Regions from separate parts of the Homo sapiens genome. Here region 1 is linked to region 2. Evidence: chromatin loops called from intact Hi-C (ENCODE). Cell type or tissue: Panc1. All regions are shown on one strand. Links, peaks and the distances in the headings refer to the core of each region. The heading gives the core; the rest is flanking DNA.

The links. Hi-C counts contacts between places; a loop is a spot of excess contacts. Peaks named below come from ENCODE experiments on the same cell type or tissue, not always from the same donor. Only the 100,000 strongest peaks of a DNase experiment are listed, where the experiment ranks them.
Region 1: it touches region 2 in a loop (4-fold over the local background); 1 of 110 quality-filtered maps calls a loop at or near these places.

The regions. Positions count from the first base shown.
Region 1 is chr1:236,166,545-236,170,941 of GRCh38, forward strand. It overlaps GPR137B (G protein-coupled receptor 137B), which reads left to right. Exons shown (of 7, transcript NM_003272.4): 2 at 2,162-2,211. Among named protein-coding and RNA genes, the nearest start is that of GPR137B, 26 kb to the left of the region's middle. In Panc1, for the core only: no CTCF peak of the experiment used is centred there; a DNase peak (open chromatin) is centred at 2,387.
Region 2 is chr1:236,223,082-236,227,478 of GRCh38, forward strand. It overlaps ERO1B (endoplasmic reticulum oxidoreductase 1 beta), which reads right to left. Exons shown (of 16, transcript NM_019891.4): 11 at 3,566-3,658; 12 at 3,188-3,434; 13 at 1,989-2,058. The region is part of intron 1 of LOC124904561 (a long non-coding RNA gene); the gene reads left to right. Among named protein-coding and RNA genes, the nearest start is that of ERO1B, 57 kb to the right of the region's middle. In Panc1, for the core only: no CTCF peak of the experiment used is centred there; no DNase peak of the experiment used is centred there.

The DNA of each region.
Region 1 (4,397 bases), core at 163-4,162, 57 kb before region 2:
AAATCCCTGCCTCCTACCTACTTGCAAAAAGGATTTATGACAGAGAGAAAACTCATAGCAGAACCAAATAATTCTTCTAGAAGGTTGGAAGCCTCACCTATGAAGCTCGGAGGAGGTTATAAAAGGGAAGAGGTGCTTACTTAGAAATCTTTAGGAATGGCCGGGCACAGTGGCTAACGCCTGTAATCCCAGCACTTTGGGAGGCCGAGGTGGGTGGGGCACTTGAGGTCAGGCGTGAGCCATTGTGCCTGGCCGTCATAAGATCATTATCTTATGGTTCTTTTTTTAAGAGCTGAGGCCTCACACTATATTGGTGAGGGTGGTCTTGAACTCCTGGGCCCAAGCGATCCTCCCATTTCAGCCTCCTCCCTGAGAAGCAGCGGAGAGTAGATGTGACTGGGGGATTCATGAGGGAGAGGAGGACCAGGCGGGTATGCACGTTGAGCACCGGGGTTCAGGAGCTTCAGGGGGCTGTGGGAGGAAAGGCCCCGAGGCCGAGGGTAGGTTTAGGAACTCCATGGAGAGCAGTTTGCTTGCAAGTGGGGAATGTGAGTCTTCTTTCCCCGCCCCGGCTTCATTGAAGTATAATTGACAAAGACGGAATATATTCAAAGTGTGCACCGTGATGTTTTGATAATACATGTACATAAGGAATGATTCCCACAATCAAGCTAGTTAACAACATATCCATCACCTCACACAGTTGCCCACCCTTGTTTTGTGGTGAGAACACTTAAGATCTCTCTTAGCAAATTTCGAGTAAACAATACATTGTTACTGACTGTAGTCACCACGCTGTAGGAGAGCTCCCCAGGACTTACTCAACGTGGCTGGAGGACACTACGCTAAGTGAAATAAGCCAGTCACAGAAAGACAAATAGATCCCGCTTATATGTGGAATCCAAACAAGTTAGAACTCATAGAAACAGAGAGTACAGTGGTACAGTGGTGGTTGTCAGGGGCTGGGGGATGAGGGGTGCGGCAGGAGAATGGAGAGATGTTGGTCAAAGAGTCCAGACTTGCCGGAATGGGCGTCTTCAGATGCTTGACAGATTGTTTCTGAAAAGCTGTCCTCTCTCCTCCAGTCTTCCACACCCTTTCTTTCCTTCTCCCAGTACTGTATTGCAACCCTGTTAAACACCAGGGATCCATGTGCTCATGTGTAACTGCTCCACAGGCTACCCTAGTCCCCAGAGACCCCCCACTGAGATCCCCATGAGCCTGAGCCCCTGCTTGAATCTCCAGCACGTGCTGTAGCAGTAGCAGCCTCCTTGTCTGGGGCGTGGAAGCATGCGTGGACACCTACCTTCTGCCTCCTCTTCACCTTCTCGAAGGCTCTGCCAGGCTCTCTGCCATCCAGTGTGTGTGGGCAATCCAGCAATTGTGAAGACTTAGAAAAGAGCTTGAGAAATGCCAGTCTGCAATATTTCTGTTTCAGAAAACAGTCCAATTTGATACTTCTTTTGTCCAAAGATGTTTTGTTATTTTAAATGTACTGCAAAGTTTGAGGCCTGGGTAGGCAGACACTTACTAATTTGGTGCCAGCAAAAATTCTAATAAAGAGAGTGGACTGTTTGTTTATCTTAAATAAGAATCTTAAGGCCGGGTGTGGTGGCTCACACCTGTAATCCCAGCACTTTGGGAGGCTGAGGTGGGCAGATCACCTGAGGTCAGGAGTTCGAGACCAGCCTGGCCAACATGGTGAAACCCCATCTCTACTAAAAATACAAAAATTAACTGGGTGTGGTGACACCTGTAATCCCAGCTACTTGGGAGGCTGAGGCAGGAAAATCACTTGAACCCGGGAGGCAGAGGTTGCAGTGAGCCGAGATGGCGCCATTGCACTCCAGCTCGGGCAACAAGAGTGAAATTCTGTCTCGAAAAAAAAAAAAAAAAAGAATCTGAACAGAAGTACTTGGCCATGGTAGACTAGTAATACATTTAGTTTTGTTTTCTTTTTTAACCATGTTCGAATTCCTTTACTATTAAAACTGTATGTGCAACATAAGAAATGTTTGGCATAACAAACGTGGACATTTCAATTATAAAAAACGTGCCCAGCGCTGGGGGATGAAGGGGCAGAGGAATTCCCAGTGATGGTATCAGTCTGGTTCTGTCAACATATTGGACCCCAACCTGCCATGCTTTTCTGTCGTTGCAGGTGATTTTCAAAGCCAAGTCAAAATATTCTCCAGAATTACTCAAATACCGGTAAGTACTGCAGGGCATCTCTTTCTGTGGTAGAAGGGGAAAGTGCCGACACATGAATCTCATCTCTCCATTGGGGTTTGCACACATCGCTGTTCTGTGAGCCGCCGGAAACAGTCCTGCCTGCTGGCTGGCTGCCCACATTGTGCACATCATGTGCATTGCCGGTAAGGGTCAGGTCATCAGATCATGACTTCATGAATCATGGGGACTTGCATCATACTTACCCAGTTCAGAAACAAGAGCCTGGTGCCTTTCCTAACAGGAGGAAATACATGGGAATAAAATAGGTGTATGTTGCCTCTAAACCTTCCTGAGGCACTTGAGAAGAGCCTCAGCAGAAGGAAACAGGGTTCCTTGAAGATGCAGTGCTTTGCCAGGTGCTTCCCCTTCCCCATCCCGCACCTCCCATGCTCCCACTGCAGGTGCAGGTGCAGGTGCAGGTGCAGGTGCAGGTGCAGGTACAGGTACAGGTACAGGTGCAGGTGCAGGTGCAGGTGCAGCTGTGGCAGGGCCTCGCCCCTGCAGCCTGCCACCTGGTGGCCTTACCCGCCTTGTCTCAGCTGCTGGTAGGCTCCGGCTCCTTGTTTTCCAGAACTTCAGTGCCCATTGAACCCTAAGTTGCTACACAGCTGCTTGCAGGGTATCCATCCACATCCAGAAATACTGTTCTGACCATTCAGTGCTCATTTAGGCACCAGGAGGAAGAATGTGTTATAGCTGAGAAGTGGACACTCTATATTTGTAACAATGGCTTAACACAAAGGCTTGCAGAATCAGGCAGAGCAGGATGTGCAACATGCCAAAAACATGGACACCGGGAGGCATGGACATTTTGTGGAAGAGAGGCTTGTGCCAGAGTGTAATCTGGAAGGGAACCTCTTAAGTTATGTGAGGAGGGGGATCTGCATTTTCCTATGGAGGGGTTCGTAGCTCTCCCCAGAGGGGAGAGGCCTATGACTTTCCTAAGGCCAAGAACCAGTGGCTTAAAGAATACTCAGGTTTGGCTGGGCACGGTGGCTCACGCCTGTAATCCCAGCACTTTGGGAGGCCGAGGTGGGCTGATCACTTGAGGTCAGGAGTTCGAGACCAGCCTGGCCAACATAGTGAAACCCTGTCTCTACTAAAAATACAAAAATTAGCCGGGCGAGGTAGCGCACATCTGTTGTCTCAGCTACTTAGGAGGCTGAGGTGGGAGAATCACTTGAGCTCAGGAGGCAGAGGTTGCAGTAAGCCAAGATTGCACCACTGTGCTGCAGCCTGGGCAACAGAGTGAGAATCCATCTCAAAAAAAAAAAAAAAAAAAAAAAAAGAATGGTCAGGTTTGACTGGGGTTGGGGGAGGAGAACAGGCCTCTGGAAGAGGCGCGGGGGTGCAGTGTGAGTCCAGGGGTTCTGGCGTTTCTGCCCGGGAGAACTCCATTGCCAACGGCAAACATTTCTGAAAAGGTGACTCTGGCCATTGCCTCCTTGGGTCAAAATGAAAAATTATTTTGTCATTTTTTAAAATATGTTAAATCGTATACATATTTTATTTAAATATATATCATCTAAAAATATGTAAAGACTTTTTACTTAAAATTCTGAAGGTGTAATAGTTTAATCCTGAGTTTATATCCAAGGAAACCAGTTCAGAAGGTTTCTCTCAAGTTCAGAAAGTTCTGTGAAGGTGCCTGGGCCAAGATACAAGTCCCAAGACTCACCGTCCCGGGTTTTGTTTTGTTTTTCACCTGATCTTGCTGTCTCCCTTCACTGCTTTGTACGTGGCTCAGTTCACGTCTCTACCAGGCTCAGGTGGAACTTCAGCGTCCACTGTGAAATGATGTTGGTCCCAAGGAGAGCAATTTAAAGTACAGGTTGAGTGTCCCTAATCTGAAATGCTTGGGACCAAAAATATTTCAGATTTCAGATTTTTTTGGATTTTGAAATATTTGCATATACAGGCCGGGCACGGTGGCTCACTCCTGTAATCCCAGAACTTTGGGAGGCCGAAGCAGGTAGGTCATTTGAGGTCAGGAGTTTGAGACCAGTCTGGCCAACATGGTGAAACCCCGTTTCTACTAAAAATACAGAAATTAGCTGTGCGTGGTTGCAGGTGCCTGTAATCCCAGCTACTCAGGAGGCTGAGTTGGGAGAATCGCTTAAGCCTAAGGGGTGGAGATTGCAGTGTGTGGAGATCATGCCACTGCA
Region 2 (4,397 bases), core at 201-4,200:
ATCCCAGCTACTTGGGAGGCTGAGGAAGAAGAATAGCTTGAACCCGGGAGGTGGAGGTTGCAGTGAGCCAAGATCGCACCACTGCACTCCAGCCTGGGCAACTAGAGTGAAACTCTGTCTCAAAAAAAAAAAAAAAAAAAAAAGAGAAGTTTCCTACACTGGGGAAATTCTTCTGCCTATAAGCATTTGTGTGCAATATGCCTTTAAGGTTGGTCTCACTTTATCTGCGGATAAGATTGGTTAAGAGAAAATTTCCTCATTTGTTTCACATGGCAACTGCAGAAAATAAAAATCATTTTATTGCATTGAGGGAAATATTTTATTGCATGAAGCGGGAGGCAAGTAGCCTGAAAACTCTGGCTACCACAAGCCCTGACCAGCTGCCAGAGGGTTGAAAGGAATCAATACCTTGGCAAAGAAAGACAATATAAATAGAACACAAAAACTCCTGTGCTGGTCATATTCTCATGTAATGTAAGTTCTTTGCAGCAGATGGAAAAGGGACATAGGTTCTCCTTCATACATTCTTGACAAACAGCAAACAAAATCCCAGCATTGTGTAGTTAAAAGCTTGCTGTGAGACACTTAGGCTTTGCTTAGTCTCACTTTCCTCATCTACAAAAACATACATAATTATAGTTGCCCTATTACACAAGATCATTCTGAAGATTAAAAGTAGAACATATGTGTTGATACTTAGAAAACAGGAAGCATTATAAAAATGAATTAACATACAAAATACCAAAATGGCAATATACCTCTAAAACAACTGTAAAATAAAACAACCTTCCAACACTAAAATATAGTTGTGACTAAATTACTTATTTCAGAAATACCAAGAAAGTCTCGCCAAAGGAGAATCACTCAGTATTGATTTATTGGTTCCTATAGTACATCCACATCTAAAACATCTTGGGGTCAAATGTGTTTTAGAATTCAGAAGTTTTTAAATTTTAGAAATACAGTACATGTACTGTATATTATGAAACATCTCACCAGAGTGTGAGGAAACACCCTGCAGTCAAATCCGTTAATGTTTCTGTAGCAAAATATAAAAAATTCATACCAAGCAGAATTTGAAAACAACCCCACAAAACTACGAATATCTGCTATATTCTTACACCAGTTTAGGTCAGGTTTTGCTAAAAAATTACCTTGCACTAAACATAAGAAAATGTTTCAGTTTTTGAAACTACCCGGATTTCAGAAGTACATATAAAAGACTATGAAGTTGTACTCAAAGATTATTTGTGGCCAGGTATGGTGGCTTGTGCCTGTAATCCTAGGTACTTGGGAGGCTGAGGTGGGAAGACAGCTCAGGGCCAGGAGTTTGAGACCAGCCTGGGCAACATAGCGAGACCCCATCTCAAAAAATAAATTTAAAAGTAAAAAAAAAAAAAATGCCAATTTCAAATACTTTTATGAACATTTTAAGGGTACAATTTGTTTCTTAATGTACTTTAAGCAAATGAAAATAAAGAACACCTAACATGAAGTTTGGTAATGTTCCCAAAACATATTCTCCTTCTGATGTCACATGTTAACAGGTAGTTTTAACCTTTTAAGTTAGTCCAAAGGGACAAAAACATAATATATGTTTCAAAAACCGTAACATTCCATAAAATAAACTTTAGAAAAATATTTATTGTCCTCAAAGTGGCTAAAAGCTCATGGTATTCTGAAAGCTGCATCAAAACGACAATATACACTGCTTTTAAACTAAGAAAACTTTCCCTCAACTAGTATCTTTTAAAAAGACATTTATAAAGGTGTTATAGGACATACTAATGACCAATGATTCACTAAGCAGTTGGTCAATGGAACTGAGAAATATGGAAAGGCTTTTTGTACCATTTGTATTAAAATCCAATCAGACCAACTCTGACAAGAAGCTGGAAAACTGGGAAAGAAAACAGTTTGGATGCACAGCATTAAAGCATAACCAGCAAACTGCTCCCAACCCCGTGTCCCAATCGAGAACTTTTTACCTTTAGTGACTTGGCCCCTTTTTTGTCACCTGCAAACATGGATTTCTCATCAAAGTGCATGGGAAAGGACCTGATAAAATGATAGTATTGGATTAAGTTACACATGAAAAATCCACGTACTCTGTATCAGAAACCTGATAAAATTTTCTATCCTTATGAATATTTAAAATTCATTATTTACTCCGATGTAAGTTTTGGTAATGTAGAAAAGTGACAAACAGTTCACACATAAACTATTTCATAAAAGACTAAAGCAAGACACAGATGGCTGTTAAATTTAGTAAGACTGTAATGTTTTAAATAAATGACACAGGTAATCTAAAAAATTAACTGAAAACAATCTATGTAAAAAATAGGCAATATTCCCTTAATATTCTTTAAAAATTTAATACATAATTTACTTTAAACACTTTTTAATCTTTCTCTTCCAGGCTATTTTAAAAACCAGTTAACTCAAGTTTTCTTGACCAAGCGTTTTGTTTAAAAGGTTATATTCTAGAAGATAAGGCTAATGTTTCCTTACATATCCATCCCAATGCAAACACATGTATATTATCATCTAAATTTAAATATAGTGACTAGAGGCCAGGCGCGATGGCCCATGCCTCTAATCCCAGCACTTTGGGAGGCAGAGGAGGGTGCATCACTTGAGGCCAGGAGCTTGAGACCAGCCTGTCCAACATGGTGAAACCCTATCTCTACTAAAAATACAAAAATTAGCTGGGTGTGATGGCACACACCTGTAATCTCAGTTACTTAGAAGGCTGAGGCACAAGAATTGCTTGAACCTGGGAGGCAGAGGCTGCAGTGAGCCAAGATTGTGCCATTGCACTCCAGCCTGGGCAACAGAGCAAGCCTCTGTCTCAAAAATAAGTAAGTAAATAAAGTGACTAGAAGAATACAAAATTGGTAGAAAGACCATTAAAGTAGCACTAAATTTTGATACTACATAAAATTTAGTGATATTTTAAAGCACTATTCTCAAGTGTGAAAATTTCTGCAAAAGAAAGCCTTATTAATGCTTTTTCATCAACATTTTCAGAAATATTTTTAAATTCTGTTGTTCTATTGATCACTTTCCTTTTCTGTTCTACATCTCCCCTCGGTTAACTTTTAGGAGTCAGTTTTTGTGTACTTTAAGTGCTACCTCATTTGAATACAGAGAGGAGAATTTCAAATCACGGATAGTCAATTCTTACTTTGTATCTTGAAAGATATTCAGTAGAAGAGTTTTTGTGTCAGCATCTTCTTCTGCATTTCCAGTGTAAAGATCGACAATTGAGCGCTCAAAATATGGAGCCACCTTTGACAAAGCTCGAAGCTCAATCAAGTATAAAAAGTAAAGATTCTTGAGCCTTCTTGGACCTTCTCCCTTGGTTTCCACAGGGTCAAAGCGGTGTTTGAATTCTTTAATATTAGGTCCCCAACTGGGCTTACCCCAGGTTTCTAAAGAGAAAGAGAAATACATTACATTGTTTTAGTAAACAGGATTTTTTTTCTGCTCTAAAGAATATGTATTCTCTCCAATAATTTTTACACTAATAGAAGGCAAAATCTCGACTTAAAAATATGATTACCTTCCAAAAGATAATTTGCGCATAGATGTAAATTGATGCTAGCATGAAGTCCCGATATAAGCTTATAGAAGACTCTTTTCTCCAGACACAAACCTATTCAGAAAAATATTGAAAAAGAAATTACACCTATTTAGATATCAGAAATATTGACTCAAGGAGGTTCAGTATGTAGGCTTATTTTTGATTGAAGAACATTAAAATAAATCAAGGAATAATATAAAACTGATTAGATCAAGATTCTCTCACTAGAAGGCAAAGTAAGATTTTGGCTTCAGAATGGAGTTAACTGAATATGATGAGAACTTAATGCTGAAAAAAGCAGAAAAGTTTGAGCAACTAGGGGTCAAAACACTATGGATAAAGTTGGCAAGTTCCCATGTTAGACAGCAACAGCACAGGTTTTCTTGTGGTTTAGGCTAAGAACTTACTGAAGTAAATGTAATTATAAAGTCACTGCTGGATTTTTCCCCCTTCCTTATATGTGTTATTTGCTAGCAGAGAAATAAGGGTTTTATTAACCTTCTGCCCTGAAATTGTCTAATTTTTTAACCATATGTTCTACTTGTAAGGAGCTGAAACTTGGAAAACAGAAATCCAGGAATTTCAACTAATTAAAAAAAGAACAACAAGTTGACTGTTTACTACTTCAGTGGAATCATATCAGTGGAGTACAGGAATATAACAGAACGTTATTTGATGTAGCCTTCTTAAGCCACAGGGGCTTTTTTGCTGAGAACTTAAGAGGTCAAGATATCCCGTCATCCTATCCTAACCCCTGCCCCCATTTTAAAAGATTTTCTCTCATAATAGGAGTAATACACATTGTGAATGT